Regions from separate parts of the Homo sapiens genome. Here region 2 is linked to region 1. The links are chromatin loops, found by intact Hi-C in ENCODE. Cell type or tissue: IMR-90. All regions are shown on one strand.

Region 1 (8,000 bases):
GAACAGTGGTTGAATTGTTTAGAATGTTGATTCAGGATCCTACAAAGATCCCATTATCCCTATTCTCAGGTTGATTGTACACCTGACAAATGGTAGCAGCAACATTACCAGACCTGAGAGAGTTCTGTAGCTCTCTAATGTGTGCCAGTATTGGGTCTGATAGTCTCTCTCTTCTCTCTCTCTCTCTCTTTCATTCTCCTATTTTGATAGCTGCCTGCTGTTTAAGCAAAGCCCTGAGTTTCCTGACAGCTGATGCCCAGGTGGTCTCAGTATCAATCTAAACAATTTGACGTGAAATTGATCTTCCAGGGTCGGTGCTAGGGGAGCTGGTGTCAACACAGAATTCCAGCTTCAGTAAAGATAATTCTTTCATCATCAAGGGCAAGGGGAGGGAGGACTAAGAAGAGCTGACACAGGTGTCCAAGTTGCCCACTTGTATTTGCTTTTGAAACTCTCATTGTGATGACATCACCCTATCAAAGGACTGTGTTTGTTGATGTTTGTTTATGTGGGTTGTCAGTATATAACCATGCACAATTACAGCTGGGATCAACCCACTATATTAAAAAGATGGAAAAATTGAACCACAAAAGGAACTATTTGAGCAGAGAAATGTTGATGGAAGCAAACAGGGAAAGTGCACCCTGGATGGAAATTTCCATAGTTTTAAAAACAATCTGGACAGTGTGGACAGATGAGTGGCTCAGAAAAATACATATAGTTGACTCTCAATTGTGCCTACCAATAAAATCCCACTAATACAATAGGTTATCCAGAAATAATTTTCTCTTTAGTTTTTCAAATCGATACGTAAATTTTCTTGGAAGCAGACTTGCTTTGTTAACTATGTTTGGCTTAGGATTCACTTGGCTTGGCTTTGGCACTTCATTAATCTTTTGGGGCAGTATATAAGTTCAAAATAGAAGTCACAGTGACCTTTGTGTTTGCCTGAATCTAGGGTTGTCAATGGAAAGGGAAAAAAAATCTTTGTAGGAGAAAATAAGTAATACTCATGAGTTTAGTTTGGTGGCATGAATAGGGGCATTTCTTTCTTGAATCTCACTGAGTTGGAACGGCTAGAAATGAGGAGTGAACCAGAGCTGCCATGCAGGATAACACTAATCCTTTGCCTATCAGAGTTGTCCTGAGATTAGGCTAGATCTTACAATCACTACGAAAACTTATTGGAAAGTGAAAAACTTAGATAAGCAACTGCTTCTTCAGTTTCTGTAATAGTAGAATGAGTTGATGTTGGAGAGACCCAGACTTTTCCACTTAAAGAGTGTTCTGAAAACTTATCAGCCTATAAAGATGAAAACAATCTACATTTAAAATGCCAGTCCAATGCATTATAGAGCATTTTCTAGTTTAGAGCAATGTGAAATTAGAGTTTGCAAATGTATAGGCTCTGCAGAGTGGTGGAAGAGTTGGGCACCAGCAGTGGAAGTCCCAGTGTCCCAGTCCTGCTCTGTGATTTTGTGCGGGCTGAAGTTGAATATGCAAACTCTTTAAGTGACTTTATCCTTGAAATACAAAGGAAATAATAAAGAACACTACGGTAAGACTCTCACTAAGGTGACTGGGAATTGATGGTTGAGCATGTTGAAGAATTAAATAGGAACAATGGTCGAGGTCTCATTTCTATGCAAGAGGTAAAAAAACGCTTTAAAGTGTTTAGAGAGGTAAAACAAATTACTAAACTTGAGTTCAAACCTACACCAGCCGAACCTTCCCAGAGACGTTTCCCAAAGCATGGTGAAAAAACATTTTGGGTAAGGGGACTAAATTCATCTCACTTCTCTACTCCAAACAGTGACCCTTCACACATCAAACATGAGCTTTTCCAACCCAACCTAGAGAGTACTAGAAGCCAGAATATTGGGTGAGCTACCTGACAAATAAGATAATTTTCATAATGCAATTCTGTTCTGGTAAGAGATGAAAACTGTAGCTTCTCAGCACTTTACCTGATTTCTTCATCTAATCTGTCATCCACTAAGAAAGTTGCATCACAGTTTGTCAATACAGGAAAATCCATTTGATAAATCAATCTTGCTGTAGTACTGAATGTTTTCCACTGATCACTACTTTACCGAGGACTTGAACTAGAGCTGTAAGTATTTTAGATCTGTTGTGTTCAAGTGCCTTTGTTCTTCATATGTATATAATAAAATGTACTAATGTCTTATTTAGTATCATAAAGATATAAAATATGCAATCTAAGGCAACACTTCAGATAACTTGTTTACCATTCTATGCTAGAATCAAGTTCAGTTCTTGGCAAGCAGTGGATGTTCAAAGTAAGCAATTCAAACATGTTCTTTTAACAGCATGAGTTGTTTTTAATCTTAATCATTTTATTACATACATTTCAAGGACCAGGGCACTCTAAATATAATTTCATGTTTTAGCAGTATATCAAGTTTACAGGGAAAGCCTCAATCATTTAATTGTGCTGTAGTGATGATGCCTTCAGAGACAGCACTGAGGAGTGTAAAGCAATTTTTCCCTACACTAGATGGTCCCTTCCTAACATCAGCCTCAGTAAGCTTGTTTCTCTCAGGTTCTGCTTCTCTCCATTCATCATCCATTCATTCCACAAATATTTATTGAGCCCTTATCTTGTATTATATCAGGCATTAAAGTTACAAAATGCCTAGAAGCTTTATTCCTGTGGAGAAAGGTGCTTGCACTTTATAACAATTTTCTATGCTGCTCAGAAACTCTTTTAACTTATGTATGATGTTATGTTTGTTTTCTAAATGACTGAGGTTTCTAGATTTCCAGATTGTAGGTTAGTGGGGCGTCAGTGAAGCTAATCGTCCTGCTTTATATCTTTACTCAGTGCTGGCATTTTCTCTCCATCATGTTTTATGTCTTTGTTTCTAAGGACCAATAGCCAGGAGACAGTAAAGACTTTCCCTTACTTGATAGTGCTGATCCTGAAGGTATATCTCAAAAATATTCTGGGTTGGTGGGAAATTATAACAGAGTAGGATTTGATTTTTTAAAAGCCTCAGGGACCACATTCATGTAGCTCAAAGAGTACAAGCCTAGCTCTTTCCAAATGTTTGCTATGATTTCATTCTCAGTGATGTGTGTCTGCTCAAATCAATGCCATTTTGCTGTCACGCTTGCACCCAATTCATGCTATGCCCCGACAGGAGGTGCATGCAACAGTATTGAGGGACTAGACAAATTTGAAACAGCCCATTGCCCATTAACTAGTTTTACAAACAACAATGAAACAGGAAATAACAAAGCATGATCCTTGAATTAGTACCTCAGCAAAAATACTCAAGAGTTTTTCCACAGTCTGTAAATTGCTCCAGCTGTGTTTTCACAGTTTATGAAATTGAGAGAGGCAAACTCTAGAGACAAATTAAAACCTTGGATCTGGTCAGAGATGATTTTACAGTAAAGGTGTTTGGTTATATGGCATAGTCTATAGATGCACACAGAACTATAAGCCAAACTCTACTGAAAATACAATTTATCTTATACATTGTCCATCCGGAGGGATAAGAACTGGTATATATCAAAACACATATCGATCCAGATAATGAGGTCTGTTTTATTGCTATGTTTTACCAGGAGAGGATGAGGGTATAATATTTTATTATGAAACAACTAATAGAAGGAACAGAAAAACACGTGGAGATGACCTTACTTTGGAACAAAATGAACAGTGGATAAGGAGTGCCACCTTTTGGCTATTGCATGCTTTGACAGTTTCCAAGTTCAAGTGGATTTTGGCTTGGTTAATATTGAGCTTTGCAATTCAATTCTGAAATGTTTCTAAAAGTTCTTTTCCAGGTATCTTTGGGTCTCATCCTGCTTGAAATGAGCCTTCACAGAATTCCCCAGGTTCTTCCCAGTTAGTTACTGCCCAGAAGGTTAATGCTAGTCATTACTGCTCACTATTGCTCCCCAGAGCACCAACGATGTAGCCAGGAAACCAGGAGAATATTGAAAAACAGAGTACATTTTAAAATCACAATGCACTTCTGGTTGGGTTGGTACAGAAGGAATGAATAGACAGTCTAATTGATCTAGCACAGTCCTTAGAGTCTAATAGCCCTGAACTTAACCCAAACTATGACATTTTGGAATAGATTTATGGTACCTAGTTGGGCCTGTGCAGAGTTTTCCAGAGAAATAAATTAAACATACATGTAACACAAATAGCACACAGGTATGCATGCATGTCACTGAGACTCCCCACCTTGAGAAAATCTAAAAATAGCTGCATTGGTGCCCTCTAACTGTGTCAAAATGGAAAGATTTTGGAAACTAAAAATTGACCAGACATGGGTCACCACACCATGGAGGGATAGGAAATAAAACTCCTAGTTTCTCATTCTCCAGAATAGGAGCTTCAAAAGAACACAATGAAAAAGAGTTATCATTTCTATCCCAAACATGGCAAAGATAGTTAAAGAAGCTAAGATTTTAAAAGTCTTCCCTGTAGAAGCCTTTCCTGAATGCTCCAGAGATTTCTACTACCATTGACAGCTTCACAAAAGGAAGCAACAACTCTTTGAGGTCCTCCTGCCTGGATAGTAACATAAACATGCTCTATATGTTCCAAGTCCTGCACTTTGCCTAAGCAATAGTCACGTTTCCTTCACCTTGTCCTCGGGGTTTGCTAAATTCCTACCGCAGGTTCATGTGCCTTGTCCCTACAGAGTCCTACAAGGAAAACAAAAGAGTTGCAGCTTAAAAAAAAAAAAAAAAAAAAAGTCCCTGTCTTCCTCACCCCATGAGATAAATCAAAGAACCAAACAAGACAAGGTATAATTGAGTGCTGAGATGCTGAATATAACCCAAACAAATAACAGGCTGGGAGGACCTACGTAAGTGTTTGGCACACATCACACATTCAGAAAATGTTAATTTGCCTTTCCTTTTTTCCTTCCTTATGGTAACAATGACTTCCTGATCCACCTTTGTCTATGAAGCTTGGCTGCCACGCATGAGTCTCACTTTGATGGACAGTTATTGACAGGTCTTCTTCTGAGAATTACTGTTCTGTGAATTCTTACCAAGTGACACTGATAGGAAATTTCACAGCAAAGTTCCCGGAGGTCAGCCCTCTTCCTAATGATGCTGAGCAGGACTGACAAGCCATGTTGTCTCCACAAGGGCAGAGCCCAGACGCCTGAGTCACCCCTGCCTGATCAACCTTACAGGCTGTACACACAGTGACACAACCAGGGAGAAGTAGGAAAATGGGCAGTTCCCTTTACCTTAATTCCGTCATGTTTTTACAGTATGTTCTTGCTGATCAAGCCAATTCAAGCCTGACAAAAAAGGAGAGGACCTGATCAAGAGTTTGTCTAGATTTTGTTCACTCACGGTCATCAAAAAGGCCTCCTTGGGCCAGCACTGCCTCCACATTCACAGGTCCAGGCCATGGCCCCGTGAGGTGGTGGAAAACTGGGCTCACAGTCAGCATGAACCCCACAATCAGCCCAGAGTGCATGATGTGCCTGGAAATCCATTGAAGAAAATCCACTTGTTGACCCCACAATAACTAATGAAGCTGAACTGCAGAAAGGTAACATCAGTGTCTAAACCCAGAAACAGATTTTCTTAGCCTGCCAGCAGAATGGAAGGAACTGATAGGAGAAATTTGGGGAAATAAAGATAAAGATAACTTCTGAGAGGCTGGCAGTCTGAGAGGGGCCAGAAGTGTAAGAAAAGATATAATAAAAGCCTGGGCACAACAGATATAAATGTTGTAAACCAGTTAGAAATAATAATTCTAAAAATTCTCCAAAAGCTATCATTTTAAAAACTGCAAGACAAAGTAATGTGTTAATAACTGAAAATATTTCTAATTATAATTATTTACCTTTATTTTGTGCTTTATAGTTCTATACAATTTTACATCTTTTATCTTATTTGTTCCTCCCAACCAAACATGGAAGTTGGGCAAGTAAAACAGTTAGTAAAGTTGGCATTTACAGGTTAAGAGACCAAGGTTTCAGCCAAGTGTGGTGGCTCATACCTGTAACCCCCAGCACTTTGAGAGGCCAAAATGGGTGGCCTCCTGTGGCTTAAGTCCAGGAGTTTGACACCAGCCTGGGCAACATGATAAAACCCCATCTCTACAAAAAATACAAAAAGTTAGCTGGGTGTGGTGATGCATGCCTGTAGCAGCTACTTGGGAGGCTGAGGTGGGAGGATTGCTTGAGCCTGGGAGCTGGATGCTGCAATGAGCCAAGACCATGCCACTCTACTCAGCCTGGGTGACAGAGCAAGGCTCTGTCTCAAAAAGAAAAAAAAAAAGAAAAAAGAAAAGCAAAGGAAGGAAAGGAAAGGAAAAAGGAAAAGGAAAGGAAAGAAAAAGAAAAGAAAAAAGAAACCAAGGTTTCAAGAAGTGTCTTGACTAGAGTTGCACAGCTGATGAGTGTGCAGGTGTGGAACAGAAACAGGGTTCCGTACTTAGATTCCATCACTTTTATTTTTCAATATTTACATATCCTGGAAAAGGCAAACAAGCCTAAGGTTGCCTTTCTCAGGTGTAGTTAAAACAGATGGCCAAAAAAGACTCAGCCAGACTGAAGCCAATGTTGTTAATACTCTCCCCCTCCACCCCCTCCAAAACGAAGTACAGTAGTAAGGGTAGGAGATCGAAGGAGAACAATTGAGTCACAGCCACTTGCCAAGGAACCAAAGCCAAATAATTTTTTTTTTGGATGGGACTTTGTTCGGCACCTAAAACATAACAAACTAACCATTAATTTTTATTAAATTCTGTTTTTTTTAATTCGTGAATTTTATTCCAAATGAAAATGTGAACTTTTTAGCAAAAATAGGAAATTTCATATCACTGTATTATTATTCTCTAAAGGAACAAACTTCACCTATGGAGAAATGATGCACTATTTACTTCAAATGTGCTACAATAAAATTATAGACAAGTATAGATTATGGGTCACATTAGAAGCAACCTGCCCTTTTAGAACATTGAGATAGAAAAATTCTCTAATTTTATGACCAAGAGAAGAAGAACCATTTTAGAATAAATTAATAATAAAAGTTATTGAAAAAATGGAAGTTGGTAGCAAGTTGAAGAAATAAGATGCAGAATTATTAATTATCACATTCTTTGGAAAATAAGTGTGCTATTAAAGAGTGCCTTAAGGCTATAATATCAAGACCAAAGAAAAAGGTAGTGGAGGGAAAAATGGCCATTTACTTCATTTCTAAATTTAAAAGGAGTTCTGCTATTGCTGGTATCAGGAGATTAATATAGCTGTCAGTGTGATCATTCTCAGAAAGCTGGCTTATTTCCAACTGGAACTGACATATTCAAGATATAATAATGGTTTCTGGCTTCCTAACTAATTTGGTCTTGGCTCTATTTTTTAAACAGACATTTTTTAAAGAATAGTTTTAGATTTACAGGAAAATTTTAAAGATAGTAAAGAGAGTTCTCATATATTCCACATCCAATTTCCTCTATTATTAATAGCTTACATTAGTATGGTACATTTCTTATAATTAATGAGCCAATATTGATACATTATTATTATCTAAAGTCTTTATCAGATTTCCTTCATTTGTCTTTCCCTAATGTCTGTTTCTTTTCCACAGCCTAGCCAAGATGCCACATTGCATTTAGTTGTCATGTCTCCATAGGCTTCTCTTGGCTGTGACAGTTTCTCAGGCTTTCCTTATTTTTGATGACTTTGAAAGTTTTGAGAGTACTGGTTGAGGATTTAATAGAACATGCCCCAATTGGGATTTGTCTGATGTTTTTCTCATAATTAAACGAGTTATGGGTTTTAGAAAAGAAGACCACAGAGGTAAAGTGCCATTTTCATCACATCGTACCAAGGGTACATACTATCGTCATGATTTATGACTGTTGATGCTGACTTTGAACACCAGGCTGAGGTAGTGTTTGTCAGCTTCCTCCACTGTAAAGTTATTCTCCACTCCCTGACCCTTTCTAGACTGTACTCTTTGGAGGGAAAGGCACTATGTAC
Region 2 (8,000 bases), 480 kb before region 1:
CGGCTGTACTCTCAAAGCACTAAAACTTAAATAATAATAAATAGCAGAAAACCCAGGGAGAAAATGAAGAAATAAAGTTATTTATAAATCTCTGGTTAGCTAACAGTGCATTACATTTATTTAGCATTAATTAGTAAACAGTAATTTAAAATAAATAGTATTTGAATAAGAAAGAAGATGGAAACAAATAGGCACTTTTTGATAATTAATTTCCCCAATTCAGGTGGAATATCAGTGGCATAGGATGGAAAGAAAAAGGACTTGGAGATGTAGGCAAACCACTTGCTAATTTAGGGGCTTTCGTTACTAATATTATCACATGATATATCAGATAAATATATTCAGCCTGAACCATGAAACAAACCAGGTGTACAATTGGGCCTTTTTTAAAGTTATTTTCATATAAATATATCAGCAACTTCCCACAGTTTGATTAATTTGGCTGCTGACATTAGCCAAAGAATGGACAGTCTACCATTTCATTTATCTGTCACAAATAGAGTGTAAGACAGAGTGAAATAATGCCTAAACATTCGGGTTCCCTTCAGAGGCCAATTTTAAGAAAAATAATTGAGGGAAGGTTATTTCAGCTTCCTCTTCTGCATATCAACTCCTCATCCTTCCCTACTTCACTTTCTACATTTTAGGATAGATAAAGGACACCACAGACAATCTAACAATTTCCTCTAGTCTCTGAGTGAGTAATAACAGAAGCAGTCCAAATGAGGAATTCCTGTTGTTCATCCCCAGATGGATTTCCTTAGGCCACTCTTGTAACACATCTCCCTTGATTTCTACAGATTTTTATGTTGTATGCTAATTTCCATGACTCTTTTACTCACCTGGAAAACAACAGTATCACTATCAGAATTGTTCAACTGGTATGTGACAGCTAAAATTAACACTTCTTCCTTAACTCTGTTTTATTTTGCTCCTCTCAAAAAGCAAACTCCTGTTCCCAGAGATAGTTTAATTTCATTTTTGTACCTGGATACTATTTGTGAGACCCTAATTACTTACCTTTTTTGGCAGACTTTGAATGGCTATGGCACAGGAAATCATCACAATCAGCAAGAAGAGAGATGAATGCAACAGTCAGTGCTTATCTAGGTCACTTCTCCCCAAAATGTCCTCACAGCTCTATTTCACTTAAGTTTGGATGTACCATTTAAGACATCAAAGCATTCTGCAAGTGGGGAAAAAAAAAAACAAGAAATACCTTAAAATGCCAGCTATGTGTGATTTAAAACAAAAAATATTTAAGATGAGGTTAAAAGTTATAAACATTTATGTACGTTATTAGTTCTACATCAACAAAAGAGCACAGTTTCTCTACTGCAAATTAATAGATTATAAAATCAATAGGTTTTTCATGAAAGTAATTAAGAAAAATGGGGGTAGAAACAAATTCAGTCTTTTAAGAATGTTTTGCCTTTAAAACAACTTTCTCTAAAATCACCTAAAATGAAATATAAGTTAACTCTGATTCTATGAGTTCAGTGGAGTTAAATTTAACTTGAAAACATCTTTCATTTCTATAGCTACTTTATTATATTTATACAAGACTGCAAAAAGTTAATTAGGTGATTTAAGTGAATCAACTGTCACATATATTATGAGCTCTGCATGTGTGTATTATGAAGCAATACTGACTATGAGTTCAGCCTTTTACCAACTTATTTAGCCAAGGTTGCTAGAAGTTACTTAATGAGCATGAACACACAAACTTTCAATAAACCTACAAGAAGAAAAGTGGCCCATGACCTAAAAGAACCCCTCTGTTATGCCAGGGGGATGACAAAGTATGTTAAGTCACCAGCCCCTCTGTGTTATGGTGGTTCATGTTGCCAAGGCACGTGTGGCAAATTTGCAGAGTTGGGGCAGTGAATAAGAGAAGGTCAGTTTCTAAAAATTCATCTCACAGAGTATATGAAGTAAAAAGCCTAGGAGAAGTACTTTTCTCAATTAAAACTTAAGAATATATGAATATTTGTGGCTTCTAGAGTTTGACCTCTCAGTACCTAAGCTATTCCTGATTTATACTTGGCAATCTGTATTTATTCTTCAGTTCATAGAATATTAGGGTCAGAAAGAAAGGTTTAAAATCACCCATTGAATATCTGGAAGGCTTAAAGAGTAGCAGTTCAAGAATCAGGCAGAGCTGGCTTGAATTCTGGTTTCACACTTTACAGGCTGTGTGGTATTGAATAAAGTGCTTCAAATATTGAATCCCCAGTTTTCCTATCTGTTAAATGAGGATAATAAATAACACTTCCTGAGGAGAGAAACAGAAGATTAAATAAAATAAAGCAAAAAGTAATATGCTGTAATTCCCTCAGAAGCATTGTGTTTCACAGTTGTCAGAATTCTGAGTTCTAAGCAACAGAAACTGACTTTGGTTACATTAATCAGAAAAGGAATGTATTGGCAAGATATCAATAACTTAGAGAATTAATCAACAGTTGAGAATTAGACTCTGGCAGAAAAATAAGGAAAGCAGGTTATGAGCCTGAAGTCTGCTTAGGACATAGGAATTGATACTGCTGCTACTGGATTCTTGCTGCCACACCAGTAGTCTCTCAAACCTTCCACATTGGCTGGGAAAAATCTCTAACCCTCATTATTCAAAGCTACAGGCAAGAGAATCTTACTAGATAAACTTGAGACATGTATCTGTATGCTATTGTCCAGAGGATAAATAAGAACCCTTGTGCTACATATTGAAAGAGAGGGTCTGTCTCTCACCTTATGATTCCTCCACATAGGAATAGAATGGGATATTAAGCATATCACTAGGCTTTAAAGCAAATCTCAATAAATTTCAAAGACTTAGTGTCAAACATAATACATTCTCTGACCACAATTTCAATTCTGTTAAATTAGAGCTCAGTAAATAAAGGATAAATTTTAACCTCCCTAATATTTCTATAAAGTGTAAAAAATAAATTTGAATGTAACTGAGTCAAAAAGAAACTATAGGGGAAGACACAGAGCAGGTTGGCCTAATAGAACTCTCCAACAATAGTCCCCCTACAGGAACACTAAATCGAACAACTATCCACACAAGAAAGCACTTTTATGAGAACCAAAAATCAAGTGAGTGATCACAGTACCAGGTTCTAACATCATATCAAAGAAAGAGGCATTGAAGAGGTTAGGAAAGATAGTCTTGAATTGCTGATGCTGCGGAGAGGATCTGTGTTCTTGTGGGGGAGAGAGTGCAGTGATGTGGGACTTTGCATTGGAACTCAGTGCAGCCCAGCCACAGTAGAAAACAAGATAAGGCAGAACTCAGCCAGTGCCCATGGAGGGAGTCCTTATATCCGTCCCAGCAAGAGAGGAATTGCCCTTCCCAGTGGTTGGAACTAGAGTTCTGGCTAGCCCCACTACCATGGGCCAAAGCACTCTGGGATACTACATAAACCTCAAAGGCAGTCTAGGCGACAAGGACTGCAATTCCTGGGCAAGTCTTGGTGCGTGCTGGGCTAGAAGGCAGTAGACTTGGGTTGACCTAATGAGACACCAGCCAGGTGGACAAGGGAGTGCTTGCATCACCCCTCCCCCAACCCAGGCAGTGCAGCTCAGTAACCTGGGGGAGACTCCTTCCTTCCGCTGGCAGTAACTAGGCAGTGGTCACCATGGGTCTTGAGCAAGACCCAGTGCTGTGCTATCTTTGGGTGTGACTCAGCACAGTCTCAGTGTGGTAGTCACAGTGGAGCTTGCATCACCCCTCCACAAGAGGAGTACAAGCAAGTGCAGACTGCAAATATTACAATAAATATCTAACTATTCAATGCCCAGACACTCACAAACATCCAAAAGCATCAGGACCATTCAGGAAATCATGACCTCACTAAACAAACTGAAAAAGTCACCACTGATCAATCCAAGAGTGACAGAAAATTCAAAATAGAAATTTTGAGGAAGCTCAATGAAATTTAAGATAACACAGAGAAGGAATTCAGAATCCTATCAGATAAATTTAACGAAGATACTGAAATAATTTTTGAAACATGTAGAAATTCTGAGCTGAAAAATTGAATTGACATACAGAAGAATGCATCAGAGTCTCCCAACAGCAGAACTGATCAAGCAGAAGAAAGAATCAGGCTATTTGAAAATACACAGTCAAAAGAAACAAAAGAATAGAAAAGAATGAAGCTTGCCTATAAGTTCTAGAAAATATCTCAAAAGGGCAAATTAAGATTTACTGGCCTTAAAGAGGAGGTACAGAGATCAAGGTATAAATTTTATTCAAAGAGATAATAACAGATAACTTTTCAAACCTAGAGAAATATATCAAAATTCAAGTATAGATGGGTTGTAGAACATCAAGTAGATTTCATCCAAATAAAACTACCTCAAGACATTTAATAATCAAACTTCCAAAGGTCAAGGATAAAGAAAGGATTCTAAAAGCAGCAAGAGAAAAGACACAAATAACATACCTTACAATCTAGGAGAGAGTGGCATTACATATTTAAAGTGCTGAAGGAAAAAAGACTTTTATCCTAGAAGAGTACACCCAGTGAAAATACCCATTAAACATGAAGAAGAAATAGGCTTTCCCAGACAAACAAAAGCTGAGGGATTTCATCAACACCAGAACTGCCCTACAAGAAATGCTAAAGGGAGCTGTTCAATCTAAAATGAAAGGACACTAATGAGCAATAGGAAGTCATCTGAAGGTACAAAACTCACTGGTAATAGTAAGTACACAAACAAACACACAATATTATAACACTGTAATTGTGGTACGTGAACTATTGATATCTTGAATACGAAGACTAAAAGATAAACCTATCAAAAATAATAACTACAACTTTTAAGACATAGTATAATAAAACGTAGATGGAAGCAACAAAAAGTTAGAAAGCAGGGGGATTAAGTTAAAGTGTAGAGCTTTTATTAGTTTTCTCTTTCGTTGTTGTGAGTTTGGATTGTTTTGTATCCAGTGCTAAGTTGTGATCAGTTTAAAATAATGAGTTCTAAGATGTTATTTCCAAACCTCATGGTCACCTCAAATCATAAAACCTACAACAGATACACAAAAAACTGAAAATCAGTAAATTAAAACAACCCACCAAAAAAAATTAACTTCCCAAAAAGGAATACAGGGAAGAAGGAAGGAAGAAAGAGAAGAGCACACATAAAACACCCAGAAAACAAATAACAAAATGGCAGTAGTAAGTCCTTACTTACTAATAATAACATTGAATGTAAATGGACTAAACTCTCCAATCACAAGACATAGAGAGCCTGAACAATAACAATAATAAAAAAACAAGCTCTAACAATCTGGTAACTATAAGAAACACGCTTCACTTATAAAGACTAACTTAGACTTAAAATATAGGAACTGAAAAATATTGCATGAAAATGGAAACAAAAAAAGCAGAAGTAGCTATATTTACATCAGACAAAATAGATTTCAAAACAAAAACTATAAACAGAGACAAAGAAGGTCATTATATAATGATAAAGAAGTCAACTTAGCAAGAGGGTGTAACACTTGTAAATATATATACATTCAACACTGGAACACTCAAACATATTAAGTAAATATTATTAGAGCTAAAGAGAGAGATAGACCCTAATACAATATTAGCTGGAGACTTCAACACCCCACTTTCAGCATTGGACAGAACCACTACACAGAAAACCACCACCAACAACAACATTGGACTTAATCTACATTATATACCAAATGGACCTAATATATATTTACACAATCTTTCATTTAAGAGCTGCAGAATACACGTTCTTCTCCTCAAGGCATGGCTCATTCTTAAGGATAGATCACATGTTAGAACAAAAAACAAGTCTTAAAAAATTAAAAAATTGAAAAAATATCAAGTGTCTCATCTTTCCAGTTTTATTCTCAATGGAATAAAACTAGAAATAAATAATTAGAAAAATATCAGAAACTATACAAACACATGGAAAATAAACAATATGCTCTAGAGTGACCAGTGGGTCAATGAAGAAATTAAGAATAAAATTTAAAAATTCCTTGAAACAAACAAAAATGGAAACACAATATATCAAAACCTATGGAATGCAGCAAAAGCAATACTAAGAAGAAAGCTTATAGCAATAAGCACTCCACATCAAAAAAGCAGATAATCCTCAAATTAACAACCTAATGATGCATCTTAAAGAACTAGAAAACAAAGAGCAAACCAAAGCCAATATTAGTAGGAGAAAAGAAATAATAAAGATCAAAGCAGAAATAAATGAAATTGAAACAAAACAAACAATACAAAATATCAATTAAACAAAAAGGTGGCTTATTTTAAAAAAATAAAATTGATAAACATTTAGCCAAAGACATAAAGATAGAAGACCCAAATAAATAAAATGAGAGATAAAAAGGAGGTATTACAACTGATACTGCAGTTCAGAGAATCATTAGAGACTACTATGAGCAACTACATGCCAGTAAATTGGAAAACCTAGAAGAAATAGATTGAATCCTAGACACATACAACCTACCAAGACCGAATCATGAAGATTTCCAAAATCTAAATAGACCAATAACAAGTAATGAGTTCAACACCATATTAAAAAGTATCCCAGTAAAGAAAAATCAGAGACCCAAAGCCTTCAACTGCTAAATTTCACCCAAAATTTAAAGAACTAATATTAATCTAATCCTATTCAAACAATTCCAAAAAAATAAAGAAGCAAATACTTCCTTACTCATTCTGTGAGGCCAGTATTACCCTGATACCAAAATCAGACAGAGACATCAAAATAAGAAAACTACAGGCCAATGTTCCACATGAATACTGATGCAAAAATCCTCAACAAAATACTCACAAACCAAATTCAACAACACATTTAAAAGATAATTCATCATGACCAAGAGGGATTTATGCCAGGGATGCAAGAATGATTCAGCAAATGCAAATAAATCAATGTGATATATCATTTCAAAAGAATGAAGGACAAAAACATGCAATCATTTCAACCGAAGGTAAAAAGCATTAGATAAAATTCAACCTCCTTTCATAATAAAAGCCCTAAAAATGTGGTATAGAAGTATATATCTCAACACAATAAAAACCATATATGACAGACACACAGCTAGCATCACACTGAATACAGAAAAACTGAAAACTTTTTCTCTAAGATCTGGAACAAACCGAAACATCCACTTTCACCACTATTATTCAACATAGTACTGGAAGTTCTAGTTAGAGCAATCAGACAAGAAAAAGATATAAAGAACATCCAAATTGAAAAGAAGTAAGTCATCTTTGTTTGCAGATGATATGGTCTTATATCTGAAAAATACCTAAAGACCTTAACAAAAATCTATTAGAACCAATAAACAAATTCAGCAAAGTTGAGGGATACAAAATCAACATATAAAAATCAATAGTATTTACATATTACATCAGTGAACAATCTGAAAAAGAAATCAAGAAAGTAATCCCAGTTACAATAGCTACAAATAAAATAACATACCTAGAAATGAATTTAACTAAAGAATTTAAAGATATCTACAATGCACTCTATAAAACATTGATGCAAGACATTGAGGAGACCAGAAAAAAATGAAAAGATACTCTATGCTCATGGATTGGAAGAATCAATATTGTTAAAATGTCTGCACTATTCAAAGTAATCTACAGATTCAGTGCAATCATTATTAAAATACCAATACAATCTTCACATTAATAGAAAAAAATCATTCCAAAATTCATGTGAAATCACAAAAGACCCAGAATAGCCAAAGTCATTCTGAGCAAAAAGAACAAAATGAGAGGAAGCACATTCTCTGATTTTGAATTATTCTATAGAGCTATAGTAACCAAAACAGCATGGTACTGGCATAAAAACAGACACATAGACCAAAGAAACAGAATAGATAAATCAGAAACAAATCCATACAGCTATGTTGAATTTATTTTTGACAAAGGCGCCAAGAACATACAGTGGAGAAAGACAATCTCTTAAATAAATTGTGCTAGGAAAACTAGACGTCTATAGGC

The links. Peaks named below come from ENCODE experiments on the same cell type or tissue, not always from the same donor. Only the 100,000 strongest peaks of a DNase experiment are listed, where the experiment ranks them.
Region 2: a loop joins it to region 1, with 2.9 times the contacts of the local background. A loop is called at or near these places in 2 of 110 quality-filtered maps.

The regions. Positions count from the first base shown.
Region 1 is chr1:219,563,838-219,571,837 of GRCh38, forward strand. No RefSeq gene overlaps it. Among named protein-coding and RNA genes, the nearest start is that of LYPLAL1-AS1, 11 kb to the left of the region's middle. In IMR-90, a CTCF peak has its summit at 3,711 (motif pointing left); a DNase peak (open chromatin) is centred at 3,684.
Region 2 is chr1:219,085,475-219,093,474 of GRCh38, forward strand. LYPLAL1-DT (LYPLAL1 divergent transcript) reads right to left here. Exons shown (of 5, transcript NR_038845.1): 4 at 1,021-1,186. Among named protein-coding and RNA genes, the nearest start is that of LYPLAL1-DT, 84 kb to the right of the region's middle. RefSeq lists an enhancer at 3,748-3,797. In IMR-90, no CTCF peak of the experiment used is centred here; DNase peaks (open chromatin) are centred at 717, 3,677 and 6,897.